2 separate regions of the Mus musculus genome follow, and region 2 is linked to region 1. The links are chromatin loops, found by intact Hi-C in ENCODE. Cell type or tissue: heart. All regions are shown on one strand.

Region 1 (4,000 bases):
CCTTCCAGGAAGATATTCTACTCTGAAGTCAGATGATACAGAGCCCTCCCACCCACTACCACAAGTAATTGACATTTCTACCTTAGCACATGCTTTAATCCAAATTCAAGAAGCTTGGCTACAGGAGCTAAAATAAAGATAGCATCACCAATCTTCACTATAAAATCTGTAGTCTCATATATACGCTCTATATCTTTGATCTTATAAATGGCACCTACTTAATGAATTTATTCTTCTTTGGGAAACAGGAAGAATGCCACATTAAAGTATAGCCAACAACATTCTGATTTCAAAGACTAAATGAATCTAAACTGTAGGAAAGACACTCTTACGCTGCTCCAAGGAAATCAGGCACAGTAAGCTGCACCTGAATGCTAAAAAATACTCAGAATCAACACAGCTATTTTTAACTCTGGCATAAGACCCAGTGAGCTATGGTATGCTTTTATTCTGCTGATTAAATCATCCCAGTGACATCTGAGCAGGTCTCCCTAACTCTCTTCGTGCCATGACCTGAAACAGAATCACCTCCAAAACAACTGGGATGGAAGTCTGACGATCCAATCCATGATGATACCCCAGCTCCCATGTTACATTAGGCTACATAAGCCAGAACCATCCAAATGTCTTTGAAGCATTTCTAGTCTACCACATACTGGTTATTGTGAAATAATTTAAAAAAAAAAACTCCAAATGTATTCATTACCAATGCCTCTACAAAAGCTTCACTAGTAGAAAATTTAGCTTAGGAGAGTATTTCCCAAGCAATCATTCTTCAGGGACAGCCAACTATGACAGGAGAAAAGAGTAGACTAAACAGAAATTGTTACAAGCAGATAATACTGTCAAAAGAGTTTCAGGAAACCAAGAAGAGTCCCACTTCGGAGCTTGAATCTCTAACTCGCCATTGCTTATTTCCGTCCCTGAGTGGCAAAATACAAACATGCCAAAACAGTTATCAATGGAGCTTGAAGACAAACTGTTGCATCTTTTCTTACATCAAATCTCTTGGAAGCAACATAGCCTCTGGAAACAACTTATCAAATCTTAATGAGTCTCTGATCTGTTATCCAGATTAATCATGAGTCTAGACCTGGGTAAAACTATCTTTGAAGAAAATACTAATAGCACTCATTTCTGTTGTTGGCAAGAGAAATTTTATAATATGCACTTTATACATCAACCTGACAACTTTGAAAAAGCTAAGTTAACAAATGACAGAGAGGTCTCACTCCCAGTTCTTGGACTGGGACTCCCAGTGCTTGGACTCACTTGTGATGACCACCTGAACACCACACTGAAAAAAATCCTGAGACATATCCCAGGAAGAAAAAACAATACACACAGCAGACTGGTGTAGTCTGAGACCTATTTGCCATTTCCAATATGACCATCTCCAAAATCTTAATTTATGTGTCAAGTACTCTGAAATTTAGGTAAAAATAATATGTACTCCAATTTAATATTGTCCTACACAATTCAACAAAGGCACTTTTAGGGTTAGATTCTCCAACTTTTATTCCTACTCAAAATTATGCAAAACCAGCTATGCAGCCAACCCTCATTACTGCTCCCTACAACAGGCCTTTTTTGCCATTTTAATATCGAGTCCTTATTTTTATAAAGTATTCAAAGAAGATAATCAGTTTGTTAATGTTCAGTTCCTTTCCAAACCACTGTAGAAGCATTGTTCATTAAGTTACTTGGTGTTCCTTAAATTAGGATCCACTTGATAAAGTCCTTCCAAGGGCCAGTGCCAGGAAGCCTTCCTTTCTGCAGGGCTTGCTTGCTGCTTTCCATCAGAGTAAAACCAGCATGACCTCACATGCTTCCTGAGCACTCTGACTCACAAGTAAGTACAGTGCTCAAACACTAGAGGTAATTCCACAGTCCTCATTTAAACAGCTTTCCTTGCTTTTAAATGCTGCTTGGTCTTATAAAATTCTATTACTTCATAAGGCTCACACAAAGTCTTCCTGGAGGAAATGCAGTGAAAGTCCCACAAAGCACAGTGCTAAAGCTTAAGATCCATGAAAGTAAACTATGCACCATGCTGCTATTAAACACCTGGTACACAGGGTGGCCTCAAACTCACAGATTTGCTTGCCTCGCACCAATTTATTTCATCAATTTGGGACTCAGGCAGTTCATACTATGTAGGGTTTTTTTGTTTTGTTTTGTTTTGTTTGGGGGGGGGGTGTCGAGGTGGGGGTGGGAGGGAGAAGAGAGTTAACAAACATACCACCACAACCTCAATCAACAAAGGACAATCCCAGTTCTTTCTTTCCCCCAGACAGTGTATCAAGTATTCATACATGCATGGATACCCCTGGGGAATTTCAATATCAAAACTACTAAAAATGTTAACATAATACCCTGTACCCTACAGATTTGGGTTAAACAACATACAAGCTCTGTTGCTTCCTAAATTCCAGTAAAACAGTTACTGGCATAAGCTTCCAACTTGGACAGTCTATTACCATGGATCTATGTATCAACAAACAAGTCACCAAGCCTTCTAATGCCTGTTTTCCTTGGGTGTAAAATGGAGATCACAACAGCACCTACTCTCTCAGTCTTTGTGCCTGTGATTATAATTATATCATCTGTCTCCCTTCCCTTTTTCTCTACACCCCCTCCCATGAATGCCCCTGGGCTCCCTTTCAAATTCACAGCCGTTTCCTTAACTGGTGGTGGTGATGGTATATGTCATGCCTATTCCTAACTATATAAATACCACCTGTTCTGTCTGTCTGTTACTATGTTTACGTTTGCAGACCTGACTATTTGGTACTGGATAACCAATGGGTGTGAGCTCCCCTGGTGAAGACGGACTATTTCTGCTGCTCTTAGCATTCCTAGTGGCCTGTAGCTCTTTGTCAGGGCTGGGGCCTCATGGGTGTTCCCCTTCTACATCAGACTATCAGTGTCTTCCTTGTTCACGTCAGCCGTGTTGATGAGATTTCATGAGTGTAACTTCTCTGACATTTTTAGTGGATGAGAATCTCACAGCAAACTTCCTGTTCCTTTGGTTCATAGAGAGCTCCCTCTTCAGCAATGATTCCTGAGCTGTAAATGCAGGAATTATGTAGCAGATACTTTACATATAGGTACTCTTTGGAATAAACCAAAGAAAACACTCTAGTGGTTAACAATTCAAAAGTCAGCCATTACCATCACCACTGCTACTATTTACACAATCCCAACATCTTTAATGAGAATTTAAAAACGGACTTCCTACCAAGGTTTCTGACTACCACTTTAAATAAGGAGTCAAAGGGGGTAGAGAGACAGATTAAGAACCCAGTAGCCATGGCCCCACCTGTTATCCTGTATTACACCCTGAATGCAGTCCTGTAATTCCAGCTCTGAGAAAACAGAAGATGACAAGGTGCTGGCCACCAAGCCTTGTGGGCTGCTCCAGGTTCAGCAAGACCCTCAAAGAACACAGTGGAAAGTGACAGAGGAACTACTACCTGATACCTGACACGTCTTCTGGCCTCTAATGTGTAAACTTATGTGTATACACACACACAGACAGACAGACAGACAGACACACACACACAATCAAACCTTTCGTCTTTCTCCTTCCGGGACATCTTCCTATTATCAGCTTCAGAAAGCTTTCGAGTCACTTCTTTGGAAACAGCATCCTCCCTCTTCTGTGCCACTCTGAAAGAGAACACAGGAAGGAAAAGGTCTCCACAAGCTCTAGAGATGAAAGTCAGTCTCAAAACACACTCTGCACTCGTGTTTTCTACTGTCAACTGAGTGACTCTTTATATTTCAAGAAAGTCAACTAAACAAAAAGTTCCGAGTTTATTATACTACACAACCTAAGAGAAGTTCAAGAACTTCTCAAAATGTGGTTTCTTAGTTATGGGATTTGATTTCTGCTTGAAAGGAAGCATTTTCCAAAGCTCAAGTATTTAATATGGGTATAAAAGTCAAATGCTATTAGCACAATTCAATTAGGAATACTGTAACTACATTTTATTTT
Region 2 (4,000 bases), 590 kb after region 1:
ACATCATACTGAACAATACTCATTTTGTAACTAAAGGAAAAGACTTCCTGAAAACACATCAGAGGGTACTTTGCAAGAAATTTTAGTTGGACTTAGTTGTAAACACTGTAACATTGACCTCACTGGAGAGAAAAGTCCTGCATTGGTGATGGCTATTTTGTTTCTGTCTAGTGGCATACATACTTCAGAAACAGATGTTGCTCATCTACTGCTCCTCCAAACCATCACAAACAAGATTTTTTTTTCTACCAGTCAATAAACAATTTAGAGGTGTTTACATTCCTAAGTTTTTCAGCTACTTTAGAAATGAGTACATTGGAATACGAACAAAATTGCTTTTGGTAGTTCACACTGTTTTCATGTGTATCTTTGGATTCTCAGAAGCAACCAAGTTTCTAGTTACAGTGTTCCCGGAGATCAGTGGAGTGCTGGCTGGATTACTATTTTGTATTTAGATAAAAGGACAGTTTACACCTAAATTTTAAGATTTCAGTCGAGTGGTGATGGCTCAAGCCTTTAAATCCCAGCACTTGGGAGACAGAGGCATGCTAGATCTCTGAGTTTCAGCCACCCTGGTCTACAGAGCCCCAGAGCATCCAGAAATAGAAACACCCTGTCTTGAAAAGAGAAAAAAAAATAAATAAATATAATTGTAGGTACTGTAGTGACTCGTTTATAATGCCAATTTTACTATAGGTAGTCAGCGTGGCTCGGCTTTAAACTTAAAACCTCGACACCTAGACGTCAGCCTATAGTATTGGTAAAGCATGCTATTTTCTAGTGTGTTGTGTGGGATTTGCGGACACTCAGTCCCAACGTGGACTGTGGGAGAGAAAGCTGTTTCTGCTCTCCAGTAAAGCGTTTGGGAACATTCAAAATGCCAAGGCCATGACATCACATGTTCTTTATCTTCTTGATAGGAAAGCTGGTAAATGTTCTGGGGCAAGTGAATTTTGTAAACAGGTCATTACGAAGATATTAACAAGGTTTACGGGAGCCTGGTAAGACCTTCGTCACCACAACTCAATAGGGCACTGGAGAGATCAGGACTGGACAGCCGCACTGTGCCCCAGGGAACTGGGGGAGGCAGGGCAACTCCTTCCCCCCCACCTCCACCCAACTCGCTGACCACGTGGTACCGCAGAGCGGCAGACAAGCGACGTTAGTGTCCCCTGCCCCAGCTAGGAAAAGCCGCGGCTTTTCCGCCAGAGAGCATACGCTGGGACTAACAAGTTTCGGGTTGGGACTCATCCAGCCCCGAGGAGTGTCCACTGATCAGTTTCTGGGAAAGCCAGCAGGGAGCCGCGCTGGGCGGGGGAGAGAACCGGGTGGAGCGGAAGTGCACAAACCGGAAGCCGTCATCTAGCCCCGCCCACCCGCTCGCGCGGCGCCCTCCTCCCATCCTGTGGGCGTGTCTAACTCGCTCTCTGGCTTCTGTCCCTGCGAGCGCTGACGCTGCTCCTCTTCTGGTCCCCGCAGCGCCAGCCTCCTGTGACGCCAATAGCCGAGTCCTTATCCAGTCTGGCCGTGGGCCTCGGGGGTGGGCTGAGTGACCAGTTGCTTCTCCTGTGCCTTGGCCTCCAAGCACTTAAATTGAACAGTTTTTAGAGTTTCTTCAAACTTTAAATGTACCCATTTCTTGTGTGAAACTATTATTAATCCCCTCCCAAGCTGGGGGCTTCCGTTGAAAGGAAACAACAAGAAAATAGGTCAATTAGATGTATTTGGAAACGTTGAGCTGTATTTATGCCTTCCCTCTAAACTGGAGAGAGCGTGGAGGCTTTCTGTAAGAAGGCTGGGATAAGACACCTTAGCCTAGCTTGAAAAGATTAATGTAATTTTTAATTTTCTTTTGGATTGTCCTATCCAAGTATTGCGTCTTGAAAGGCTGGACATGAAAAGCAGCTGAGTTTTAGAGAATAGTTAATTGTCTTAAAAAGGCCAGAAGGCTAATTTAAGTGAACAAAAGCCACCGCCTTCAGGCCAACTTGAATAAGGCGCCTTTAAATAAGCGGTGTCTGAGTGTGCCCCACCCCCACCCAGGCTCTGCCTGCTTTTGTCTTTTTTCTCTTTACTACTGTTATTAGTTCACTTCCTAAATTCCCTTTTGTCTCGACTCCCCTCCCTATTGCCACTTCCTTTGTTTTGTTTTCAACACTATCAGATCTTTGGCTGCTTTCCTGATGATTGAGCTGTCCTTTTTATCCTGCCCTTTAAATCCCCACAAACCTAAATTGCAGGGTTAAAGAAAACATGTTCATAAGGGTGTCAAAAGACAAAGAATTTTCATATAGTTGTTTTGTGTATAAGTCTAGAATTGGGCAACATTTCATCTATAAAATGGGTGTTCTGATAGACGGAGGCAGAATAAGTTAGTTTTATGAAGAATGGAGTGCTGATGACCCGTGAAAGAGCAAACCGATTAGACATTTCACAGTGACTGTTCTTGTAAGGCAGGAGTGGAATTCTGACAGTTGACAAAAACAAGCAGACAAAACCCCCAAACCTAATTGGTTAACATTATTTTACTTCAGGTCGCCTTTAGTGTTAGAATAGAGAGAACTGACTGGTTCCTGTTGAGACCGACCAGTCAGGAACTTGCTCCAGACTCTTGGGAAGATCAGTTTAGATTTGGAGATGTGGAATTGATGTAACTGATTCCATTTTTATATTCAGTTGGTTGTATTCTGGCCTAGTACAGGCCATTTAAAAATTATTCTCTTATACTGTACAGAACAGTTTCCCCTCTCTCCGCTTCTCCCAGTCTCCCCTCTCCCCTAGATCCATTGCTTCTGTTTCCCTTGAGAAAAAAAGCAGGCCTCCCAGGGATATCAACAGAACTTGGCATAACAAGTTACACACAAGTTGCAATAAGACTGGGCACAGACCCTCAGATCACAGCTAGAGGAGGAATTCCACTAGGAGAAGGGTCCTAAGGGCCGACAAGAGTCAGGGACAGTCCCACTCCCGCTGTTAACAATCATAACATTTATACAGAGGACCTAACTCAGACCCATACAGGCTTCCTGATTGTCGCTCCAGTCTCTGAGCCTCAACAAGCCCTGTTTAGTTGATCTGTGGGCTGTGTTCTCATGGTGTCCTTGACCCCTCTGGGGCCTACAATCCTTCCTCCTCTTCCTCAGGGCTCTCTGAGCTCCCACAGGCCACTGTTTTTTGAGGAGGGTTTTTTTTTTGTTGTTGTTGTTGTTGCTGTTGTTGTTTTGAGCAGGGACAAAAAGTTCACATGCATATGGAGGCTGGGGCTTTAGCTCAGTTAAGGCCTCCCTTAACATGGGTGAAGCCTTTGACAGAGATGCTTCCCACTTTCTACTGTGGATGTTCGGTGAAAGGAGAGTGCCTGGGTGGATGGAGAGGGAGAGGTGGGCCAGCTTGGAATGGGAAGTGGGGATTCTAAGTGTAAATTACTTAGAATCTAGAACAGGAGAAAGTCCAGCGGGATGAACAGTGGTTTGAAATGTTAGAAAACGGAATTCCAAATTAAAAACAGTTATTGTGGGAAACACACGTTTGTGATGTGTTTCCTCCAGGGATTTAAATCAAGTTGCAACTCGAGCTACCTCAGAAGTAATTAACAGCACTTGTGTGACAACCTGAGTTTGATCCTGGACCCCATATGGTGGAAGGGGAAAACGGACTCCCACAAGTTGTCCTCTGACCTCCACATGAGTGTGCTCCCATCCTACAAAATAATATGTAATTTAAAAAAGAGAAGCTAATGTCTAATGTAAAACAGGTAGTCGTTAACTAAAATATAATAGTGTTGGCTTGACGTCCTAACTCATAAATCAAAAATGTTGATTTTTAATGATAGTTGGTAGCTGGATAATGAAAACAGAAAAAATAAATAAATAAAGGGGGTGGGGAGGAGTGGGGGTCCTAAACCTTTTTTTTTTCCTAAGATAAATGGTTCCTGGATCTGTGTATTTTGGCGTGCCTATGTCTGTATCATCATAGAAGCTCTGTTAAAAAAAAATTCTGC

The links. Peaks named below come from ENCODE experiments on the same cell type or tissue, not always from the same donor. Only the 100,000 strongest peaks of a DNase experiment are listed, where the experiment ranks them.
Region 2: it touches region 1 in a loop (2.5-fold over the local background); 3 of 42 quality-filtered maps call a loop at or near these places.

The regions. Positions count from the first base shown.
Region 1 is chr3:65,384,159-65,388,158 of GRCm38, forward strand. It overlaps Ssr3 (signal sequence receptor, gamma), which reads right to left. Exons shown (of 5, transcript NM_026155.3): 3 at 3,574-3,672. Among named protein-coding and RNA genes, the nearest start is that of Ssr3, 6.4 kb to the right of the region's middle. In heart, no CTCF peak of the experiment used is centred here; a DNase peak (open chromatin) is centred at 1,773.
Region 2 is chr3:65,973,466-65,977,465 of GRCm38, forward strand. No RefSeq gene overlaps it. Among named protein-coding and RNA genes, the nearest start is that of Ccnl1, 17 kb to the left of the region's middle. In heart, a CTCF peak has its summit at 1,961; DNase peaks (open chromatin) are centred at 1,426 and 2,036; H3K4me3 peaks cover 1,932 bases; H3K27ac peaks cover 3,395 bases.